Regions from separate parts of the Homo sapiens genome. Here region 2 is linked to region 1. A link is a loop called in an ENCODE intact Hi-C map of the cell type or tissue named here. Cell type or tissue: heart left ventricle. All regions are shown on one strand. Links, peaks and the distances in the headings refer to the core of each region. The heading gives the core; the rest is flanking DNA.

Evidence for each region. Hi-C counts contacts between places; a loop is a spot of excess contacts. Peaks named below come from ENCODE experiments on the same cell type or tissue, not always from the same donor. Only the 100,000 strongest peaks of a DNase experiment are listed, where the experiment ranks them.
Region 2: a loop joins it to region 1, with 2.0 times the contacts of the local background. A loop is called at or near these places in 1 of 110 quality-filtered maps.

What each region holds. Positions count from the first base shown.
Region 1 is chr7:39,755,502-39,760,888 of GRCh38, forward strand. All of the region lies in intron 1 of LINC00265 (long intergenic non-protein coding RNA 265), which reads left to right. Among named protein-coding and RNA genes, the nearest start is that of LINC00265, 25 kb to the left of the region's middle. In heart left ventricle, for the core only: no CTCF peak of the experiment used is centred there; a DNase peak (open chromatin) is centred at 2,920; H3K27ac peaks cover 602 bases.
Region 2 is chr7:39,822,119-39,827,505 of GRCh38, forward strand. No RefSeq gene overlaps it. Among named protein-coding and RNA genes, the nearest start is that of LINC00265, 91 kb to the left of the region's middle. In heart left ventricle, for the core only: no CTCF peak of the experiment used is centred there; no DNase peak of the experiment used is centred there.

The DNA.
Region 1 (5,387 bases), core at 141-5,140:
AGGATCACTTGAGCCCAGCAGTTCAAGACCAGCCAGAGCAACATGGCAAAACCCCAACTCTACAAAAAATACAAAAAAATTAGCTGGGCATGCTGGTGCATGCTTGTAGTCCCAGCTACTAGGGAGGCTGAGGTGGGAGGATCATGTGAACCTGGGGAAGTTGAGGCTACAGTGAGCCATGATCTCACCACTGCACTCCAGCCTGCTGGGCAACAGAGTGAGACCCTGCTTCAAAAGAAAAAAAAAAAGTCGTGCTATGAATTAAAAAAAAAAGAAACTAAAATATTTACTGCATGAAAATGAAAGAATTAGATTGGACTCTACCTGTGCTCTAGTTCCAATTTCACTGTCTCTCTTTAGCCAAGTATCAGAGGCATCTGTTGTTTTGTTGTATAGATGCAAGTTGGGCATCCATGAACCAGCTTATTGGATATTGGTGGTGGTGGTTTTCACTCAGCTCTATTCTGTAGAAATAGTACCCCAATTTTGCTTTGGGGAATCACCCTCCCTGTCTGAGCCCACTTGCTTCAGGTGAACCTGAATCCATCTACAGCCTCCTAGGGAGTAGAAAGTGAGTGAGGCTAAGCTCACCAGCACAGCCTCTTTCCCCAGATGACAGTCATTGGTTCAGGGAAAAAATGCATGACACAAATTAAACCCAGAGTATTAAAAACTTAATTGTTGGTGGGAAATGCCAAATGTTATAACCTTATGGAGGGGAATCCAGCAGTCTCTAAAGAGAAATGATAATAGAATGCAATTAATAATCTGTGGTTTTCTTTTCCTATAAAAGATATTATCAGGAAAATGGGTGAAATTTAAGATCTGTAGATTAGTTGATATTATTGTATCAGTGTTAATATCTTGAGTTTGATAATTTTTATTGTGGTTAATGTTCTTATTTTAGGTAACACTGAAGTATTTAGACATGTAGGGTCATCACATCTGCAACTTATTTGCCCATGGTTCAGGAACAATTACATTACACACACACACACACACACACACACACACACACACACACACACACCAGATAATAGATATAGAAAGTAGGAGGGCAAGAGAAAGAATGACAAAGCAAACGGGCTAAAAATTTAATAACTGGGGAACTTGAGTAAAGGGTATATAGCAATTCTTTATACTGTTCCCAAAACTCTTCCATAAATCTTTATTATGTTGTAAACCCAGAAAATCTGAGATAGGTCTCAGTTAATTTAGAAAGTTTATTTTGCCAAGGTTGAGGATGCACCCATGACACAGCCTCAGGAAGTCCTGATGACATGTGCCCAAGGTAGTCGGGGCACAGCTTGGTTTTGTACATTTTAGGGAGACATGAAACATCAGTCAATATATGTAAGAAGTACATTGGTTCGATCTGGAAAGGCAGGACAACTCAAAGCAAAGGGAGGAAAACTGGAAGTAGGATGTGGCTTCCAGGTCACAGATAGGTGAGAGACAAAGGTTGCATTCTTTTGAGTTAATACTTGGACTGAGCTAATGTTCATCCTAGGCATCCTCTTCTCAGGGGAAGAAAGAAGCATGATCCGTAGAGCTGCTATGGTGGTCTGATAATGTGAACACCCTCCTGGCCAAAACGTTCCTGCAGCAGATCAAAAATTCCCCACCAAAGACCCCCAGTGGGAAAATAACAATGCAGCCCACTACATATGCAAGACCTTAGGGAAATGATAATAAAAGGGATTAAAGAATCAGTACCCCAAATCCAGAACCTTACCCGAGCATTTGATATACAGCATGGGCAAGATGAAGGGCCTATAGAATTTTTAGACAGATCGAAGGAACAAATGAGACAGTATGCTGATCTAGATCCTGAGGATCCTCTTGGATGGGGAATGTTAAAACTTCATTTTGTTGTTAACAGTTGGCCAGATATTTCAAAGAAATTACAAAAGATGGAAAATTGGAAAGACCATCCTGTGGAGGGTCTGTCCTGCAGGCCCCAGCTCGCATGATGGATGAATAATGTACCCAGACACCGATATTCAGTGAAAGTGCCTCTAGGGATCCGAGCTGCTCACAGACACCAAGGAAGGTGGTGTAAAGAATCAGCAGCCACAGCCCCAATTAGCTGTCCCTGTGGGCATTTATTTGGCACAGTTTTAATGACAAAGGCTTTGAGTCAACACACCTGTGGGTAATTAATCTGGTCGCCCCCACCCCAGGAGAGCTATCCCGCCCTTGAGTGATCAAATGTTAGTTGTAGGACCACATGAGTAAACAAGCTCTTTAGATAAACTTCTCCACATTCCTATGTATCTGCGCCCTAAGCTCTCTGGCTCCTGAAAAGAGGATTTGGCTGCCTTCAGCCAAACTATCTGAAGTTATGCCAAACTTCCTGGCCTTCCAACAAGGTTTGCTTCTTTCTATTCCTATAATTTCTTCTGCCATACTGACTGATCTTCCACACTGTCCCGTGAGTGAATTTCTTAGGGAGGCTCAAAAAGAGTATGTAAGAAGGGACAAAGGAAAACAAAAACAGAAGGCAAAAATTCTGCTGTCCACCATACAACAAAGTACTCAGGGGGCCAGAACCTAAAAAGAGCCTAGGCCCCCACTTTCCAGGCCATATAAAGAACACCAAAAAGTGAAGCTTGGAAACTTAAAATTAGGAAAGGAAGGAAGGATCTCTTTGAAGGCTATAATGCTTTGAAAACTGTTGGCAGTGTGGCATGACTGCTTAAAGTAGATAAAAGCTTGTCATTTTACCCCATCCCGGCGTGACTGTGAAGCTGGTGAGGAAAGAGGAAAAAGGGCAAGTTCGGATGTAAGCTGGGTAGCTGGGACTGGTTGGACAAGGGACCACTCTGGAGGGCTCTTGTGCCCAGTGTTTTCCACTTCAGCCCAGCCACATGTTTATAGCAGCCAGAGTCCTTGCAAAGGTGTGGCTGGCTTCGGTCAGGGCCTTCTAGCACTATCAGCGCACTCCTGCCAGCAGCTCAGCTCCTCTCTGCCAGACCAACTAAGAGTGCTTTGTCCTGGCTGGGACATAGAGGCTGAGAGAGATGGGAGGAGTCATAACACCCAGAAATGAAAATACGGATTTAGAGAAGGAACCAGTAAGTAGGAGACAGAAGTTAAATATAAAAACCAATCAGCTAGTATCAAATTTCTGTTTATTCTGGAAGCAGGAGCAAATCTATTAGGAAGAGATTTAATGCTAAAATTAGGCTTAGGCCTCCAAATCGATCATGGGAAATTCCACTCCTCCCTAAACTTGCTCACCACCGCAGACAAAGAACACATTCATCCCAAGATATGGTCAAAAGATGGGATGAGGAAAGTTACAGATTCCTCTGATTCATGTTAAATTAAATACCCCTGGGGAAGTAGTAAAGAGAAAGCAATACCCTATTCCTTTAGAAGGCAGAGTAAATTTAAAACCTATAATTTAAGGTCTTCTCCGTGATGGGCTTCTTGAACCCTGAATGTCGCCCTATAACACTCCAATACTGCCTGTAAAGGAGCCAGACAGGTCATACTGGTTAGTGCAAGACCTTAGAGCTATTAATCAGATAGTCCAAACTGCACTCCCTGTTGTTCCCAATCCTTATACTATTATCAGTAGGATCCCATACAGCCACAAGTAGTTTACAGTAGTACATTTAAAAGATGCCTTCTGGACTTGTTTGTTAGCAGAGGACAGCCGGGACCTATTTGCCTTTGAGTGGGAAAGCCCTCACTCAATTTCTCAAAAACTATATATTAGATCTGTCTTCTGCCCTCTTCTCCCTTAGGACTCAAGGCATTCTAGCCCAGACTCCAACTCTTGAGTTTCCAGTTCACTACCACCAGCCTAGAGATCACATCCTCATCAGGAGTTGGAAAGAAGGGAAGCTTGAGCCCACTTGGGAAGGACCTTATTTAGTGCTCTTAACAACTGATACAGCAGTTTGGACTGCCAAGAAGGGCTGGACTCATCACACTCAAGTTAAGCGGGCACCACCCTTCCCAGAATCATGGACCCTTGTTCCAGGACCAACTCTTACCAAGCTAAGGCTAAAGAGGGTTTAACCCTCTTATTCTGTATTTATTTCCTCCCCCTACCCCATCCCTAGTCCCCTTATCATTAATGTAACCAAGTCAAGCTCACCCCAAACTATTACCTTTGATGCTTGCCTTGTTATACCCTGTGGAGAGTTGTCAAGTCAAAAGCAACTCTCTTCTTCAGAAAAGTATCTCCATCCTTCCTGGCTTTCCTCAGATTGGGCATTTGTTAATCGGGATAAGTTAGTTTGGGAAGAGTTTGATGAAGACTTCAGTATGAACTGGAAATCTTGTCCTCTTAGAGCAGATCTTCTCTGCCGAAGTTGGTTCAATGTTTGATGAAATACTAAAGAGCAAGAATGGACCACCCCAACTGGTACTTGCAGTTTCTTAAAGCCATATATTCATTTTACTAAAGGAATTACCCCTCCCAATTGTCAGCTGAACCAATGTAATCCAGCACAGATTACCATCCCTGCTCCCCAGAGTTCTTCCCCTTCATTAAGCCATTTCTGTGGTATAGGAGCAGAAGTCTCAGGGAAGGACCCCGCAGGATCCTTTGAAATGCACTTCATTGCTTCCCTACCTCCTGTACCCCCTTCTCCCTCTCCTAAGTTCTCCACTAACCAAACCTTTTCTCGTTGTATACCCAATGATAAACTGAAAGTAGCTGTTATAGAGGTTAAAGATTTAAAACAAATTATAGCCATTGAAACAGGGTAGCAGGACACAAATGCTTGGCTGGAATGGATTAAATATTCTGTTCACACGCTAAACAAAAGCGACTGTTATGCTTGTGTGACAGGCAGGCCAGAGACCCAAATTGTCCCCTTTCCACTCGTGAGGTGGTCCTTTCACAGACCAGGCATGAGCTGTATGGTCCGAGCTCTCTTCCAGAACCCCACAGTCTAAGGCGATGAGTCATGCAAGACTCTTTCACTGCTGTTCCCTGAGGTCAAGAGCCCTGCGGGTCAGCCCCTGAGGACCATCCAGCCTCCAGCCCCTGATGTTAACTTCACCTCATGCCTTTCATGGCAGGGGGAAAAGTTAGCCTTCCTTGGAGACTTAACAGGGTGCAGTGAAACGAAGCCTTTTCAAGAGCTTACTGATCAGTCTGCCCTTGTTCATCCCCGAGCAAATGTTTGGTGGTATTGCGGGAGACTATTGCTGGGTACTCTAACAAGTAACTGGAGCAGCCAGTTCAATTGGCTATCCCTTTCACCTTGGCATTTCATCAACCAAGAAAGTTGAAAACAGAATATTGTAAAAAGAGAGATGTCTCTCACCGATCCTTTGATCCTCATGTTTATATAGATGCTGTCGGAGTACCACTAGGGGTACCAGATGAATTCAAAGACAGAAATCAAATAGCTGCAGGATTC
Region 2 (5,387 bases), core at 295-5,294, 67 kb after region 1:
TTTTGCGTGCAATTTTTTTGACTTTTGGACTTGTTCTATCAAGAACAGCTTTTAATAGGTGAATCTTGTTTCTAGTTTTATAAGAAATTAAGAAAAAGTTCAAAAGCAAATAGAACTCTATGATTAGGGCGGGCGCAGTGGCTCACACCTGTAATCCCAGCACTTTGGGAGGCCGAGGCAGGTGGATCACGAGGTCAGGAGATCGAGACCATCCTAGCTAACACGGTGAAACCCCGTCTCTACTAAAAATACAAAAAATTAGCCGGGCGTGGTGGCAGGCGCCTGTAGTCCCAGCTACTCGGGAGGCTGAGGCAGGAGAATGGCGTGAACCCAAGAGGCGGAGCTTGTAGTGAGCTGAGATCGTGCCACTGCACTCCACACTCCAGCCTGGGTGACAGAGTGAGACTCCGTCTCAAAAAAAAAAAAAAAAAAAAAAAAAAAACTCTGTGATTAGTAGTACAGTAACATACTATCTAATGGCTATATTAGATGACTATAATGACTATATTAGATATATTAATAGTATCATTTTTTCAACAATTATTCCAGTTACCTGAATAAAGCACACCTGGGATGTGCCTAATTCCCCCAGCCTCAAATTTTGACAACACATGTGCAATGTTGTCTACCAGTACCAGAGTCTCATTAGAGACTCAAGTATCCACGTATTGTGATTTGTTTTGTTTTGTTTTTTAGTGGAGCCTAGTCACATAGGCATCCTCTCCTTCACAGTACCAAAATACCGGGCTCCCAGTAGAAAAGCAACTGCGCAGATTATACCACATTGTTTGTACAAGCCATTTAGGCACAGTGAGCCACTCTTCTTAGTTAGGGAATGGTGGCGGTCCTCCCAAATCCAAGGTCCCAAACACCAGCCAAGGGCCAGTCTTGTAAGCTGGCCTTTCTCAGGATGGTAGTCTCCTGCCTCCTGTATGAAACCTTTACTATACAACAGCTATGGCCGTGATGTAATTTGGGGGGGTTCTTAGTATTTTATTTTAATAGCAAATAATAATATAATGACATAACACGGTACTGTTTTCAGTTGCATCACTCATACTAAGTTGTAATGATGCTTATGGTTTTGACATTTGGTGGATATTTTACAGGTATTTTTATATGAATTGCTATGGCAATATTAGATAATCATAATCTGTGTTTCTTATCTGATTAACCTTTCAGTAAAATTGTTAAATAAGCATACTAATTTCTGATTTTAAATTACAGTAAAAGTGGTCTTTTAATTACATGAATGGACCTGTTTTGATTCAGTGTTAAATCCCTGTTTATAATTATAAAATAAGATAAAATATTTAATAATTTTTATCAATTATTTTTTGCTTAAGTATACAGTTAAAATTATTAGCTATACATGCTCTATATAATTCAGTTTGGGAGATAATATCCATATTCTGTTATTAATTCTTTGACCTTTAGTGATTTGCAATTTTCAGGGTGACTATATCTTTTCATAATATAGAGTAATAGCAAATTCAGTGAATATCTTTTTTAAAATTAATCTTTACTTTTTAGAGCAGTTGATGTTCACAGCAAAATTGAGAGGAAGGTAGAGGTTTTCCAAATACTCCATGGACCCCCACATATGCACAGCCTCCCCCATTATCAATGTCCTCCACCAAAGTTCACTAGAGTTATTGATGAGCCTACATTGACACATCACCCAAAGTCCATAGTTTACATTAGGTTTCGCTCTTGGTGTTGTACATTCTCTGGACTTGGAGAAATCTATAATGACATGTTTCTACCCTTGTAAGTATCCTAGACACAATCATTTTATGGCCCTAAAAATCCTCTGTACTGTGCCTTTTCCTCTCTCCCCCCCACTAATCCCTGGCAACCACTGATCTTTTTGCTGTCTCCATAGTTTGCTTTTTCCAGACTAGTCTGGAATTCCACTGTATTGGAATAATAAAGTGGATAACTATTTGAATATTAAAAAATTAAAATTCCATGGTAATTGCAGTAGTCATTGAAGATGTTTTTTGTCCTTTTGTTTTCTTTTTGTTTTGTTCATCGTCGTAGAATATGATGATATGTGTTTTCCATACTGAGAAAGCATGATTTCTATAGACACTTGCCACATAATAGGGTTGACAAAAATGACATCATGCAGCACTACAGACCATCCTGCTCTATGAGATGGGTCCAGATAGACTTTCTATGAATGAAAAGGGACAATCTTAAGAGTTCATACTTTATAAAACCTTCATGCCTTGCAGTTGAAAATAAGACTAGGCAGTGAATACTACAGGTGGATAAATATATTCCTCACTGATTATCTTCCTTTGAGATACGAGTTTGAAAATAGTCTATATTATTACGACATGGCTCACCTACAACTAGATTCTCTGTCATGAGAAATGCCCAGAGAGTCACAGTGTTTGCTTTACATGAAGTGCAAAAGAACTTTTTTCTTCCACTGGAGAGAGTGACAACTGTTGGCACATTCTAGTAGCTTGAGTGAGTTGATAGTTCTGTTCACATATATTTTTCACATCAGATAGTACTCACTGGCAACTTGCCACCACCTCTTCAGTGTTTCTTCTTAAGCTTCTCTCTGAATAAGTGGTATGCTTCTGAGTGAGTGGATAAGCTCTTAAGGGAATGATCTTTCCAGTGGTTCTTTTCCATAGGAGTGAAATGGCAGGCAAATTTGAGCCTTGTTTGTGGCATACATAGGGCAGAGAAAATAGCCAGAACTAAGTAAACTTAACCAGCATTTTCCCCAGAAGAGTATTAGCAATAGTGAGTACAGTGATCTCCCTTGAGATCTTCTCCACTGGCAACTGAAAAGTCTTTGCAAGAATCTTTGTCCCTGGTCTGTTTCCTATGTTTTGCCATAAAACATAGTACAGTGCCCATGGACCTAGCTTCCTCGTGACAGGATGTTTTATTCTAAACTGAACAGTTTTAACTGAAGAACTGGAGAAGCTTTGTTGTGTCACAACAAAATAAGTCCAGTTGTCTTCCCTTATCCACAGGGGATACATCCCAAAACCCCCAGCAAATGCCTGAAACTGTGGATAGTACCAAGCCCTATATGTGCAATGTTTTTTCCTATACATACATGTCTATAATAAAGCTTGATTTATAAATTAGGCACAGTATGAACTTAACAATAGATAATAAAATAGAACAATCATAACAATATACTATAATAAGTTTTGTGAATATGGTTCCTTGAAATATTTTCTTGCACTGTACTCACCCTTATTCTGTTGATGATGTGTGGTGATACAGTGCCTCTGTAATAAGATGGCATAGGTATTGTGATGTAGTGCTAGGCTACTATTGACCTTCAGGAGAAGGACTATCTGCTTTGGGTGATCCTGGATTATTAAGCCTTGATAATACTGATGGTTGGATGTCAGGAGAAGACCTGCCAATGACTAACGGGTAGATAGCATATACGATGTAGATGCACTAGACAAAATGATGATTCATGCCCTGGCTGGGATGGATTGAGATGGCTGAAGATTTTACACTACTCAGAACGGCATGCAACTTAAAACTTATTTTTTTCAAACTTTTCATTTAATATTTATGGATCATGACTGACTATGGGTAACTGAAACCACAGAAAGCAAAACCACAGATGTGATACCGTGAAATACATATTTGGTCTTCAACTCTGTTAAAAGAAAAACTTCAGCTATATTAAATTTAAAGGAATTTAATTGAACAATGAACAATTCGTGAATCCAGCAGCCCCCAGAATCATGGCAGATTCACTGAGACTCCAGCACAGTCACATGGTAGAAGAAGATTTATAGGCAAAAAAAAAAAAAAAAAAAAAAAGAGGAAACGATGTCCAGTACAGAACAGCTGGATTGGTTACAGGTTGGTGTTTGCCTTGTTTGAACACAGTTCAAACACTCATCGGTGTATGAATGGTTGAGGTATGGCTGCTGGGATTGGCCAAGACTCAGTTATTGTTACAGGCACATACTCCTAAATTAGGTTTTTAATCTTGTCTACCTATTAAGCTAGGTTCCGGTTCATCCACAAGGACTCAAATACAGAAGTAAGGAGTCCTTCTCAGGTCACATTTAGTTCGCTTTAACAATTCCATTTCACGGCATACAACTCCTAAAATCCTTAGAATCTCCAAAGTGATGTATTTTTGTATGCTAATGATTGACTGATGGCTAAGCAGCTTCAGGATAGGGGCTGGTCACTGGAAAGATTAAGGCATGATTAGAGGATTGGAACTTCCAGCCTCCTGGGAGGGGAGAGGAACTGAAGATTAAGCTGATCACTGATGACCAGTGATTTAATCAGCCATTCCTGTGGAATGAAGCTTTCATACAAACCCAAGAGGATTGGGTTCAGGGAGCTTCCAGATACCTGAATAAATGGAGGTTTCTGGAAGGTGGTGCACCCTCTAAGGTTATGAAACTCTACACCCCTTCCCCAAACCTGGCCCTGTGCAACTCTTTATCTGTATTTTTGGTAACATTCTTTGTAATAGCCAGGAAATGCAAATTTTTTTGCTTCCCTAAGTTCTGTGAGCTGCTCTAGCAAATTAAACCCAAGGAGAGGTCATGGGAACCATAGCTTGAAGTTAGTCATTCTGGAGGCCCAGAATTGTGACTGGTGAGGGGAGGGGGCAGCCTTGGGGACTGCACCCCCAACTTGTGAGGAATTGATTTAGAGGACCCCCAGCTGGTGTCTGCTGCAGGATTGATTGATTGCTTGTTGGTGTGGAAAAGTCTTCCCCTCATTTGGTCACAGAAGTCTTCTGTGTTTGTTATTGTTGTACTTTGAGAGCAGAGAAAAAATACATTGTGGTCATTTTTTTTTCCACACATAGAATGGGTAAGGGGGTGTTACTGTGCATGCCTTCTAACTGCTCCTAGTCCATTAGTCCAGAAATCATGCTACGTTTGACACTGTTAGCTTATGATACAGATTTTGTTATTGATACCAGTGAGACTGATAGGGTTGATTTAGGATTATAATTGTACACAGCAGTTCCTTTTAAGGACCACATTTTGATAATTCCCATTCTTCCTTGCATTTCATAGATGCAAAGGAGGGGCAGTAAGAGTTCTTAATGCATTAATTTCCTACCAGTAGTATAATTAATATTCTAGTATAATCTCCAGGTATGGTCCCAAAGGAATACTTTGTAACAAAGCATCAGTCTTATGCCTTTTTAAAAAACAAAGTCTAAAGCATGCAGAAAAGTGTGCACGGTTTTTTAAAAATAAAGGTAGAGTTTTGCTCTGTTGTCCAGCCCGTTGTCAAACTTCGGGGCTCCTCAAGTGATCCTTCAGCCTCAGCCTACCAGGCACTTTTATGCTTTAAGTATTCTATGTGTTTCTATTGTTGATTTAAAAGGTATTTTACTTTTTTCTTTAACA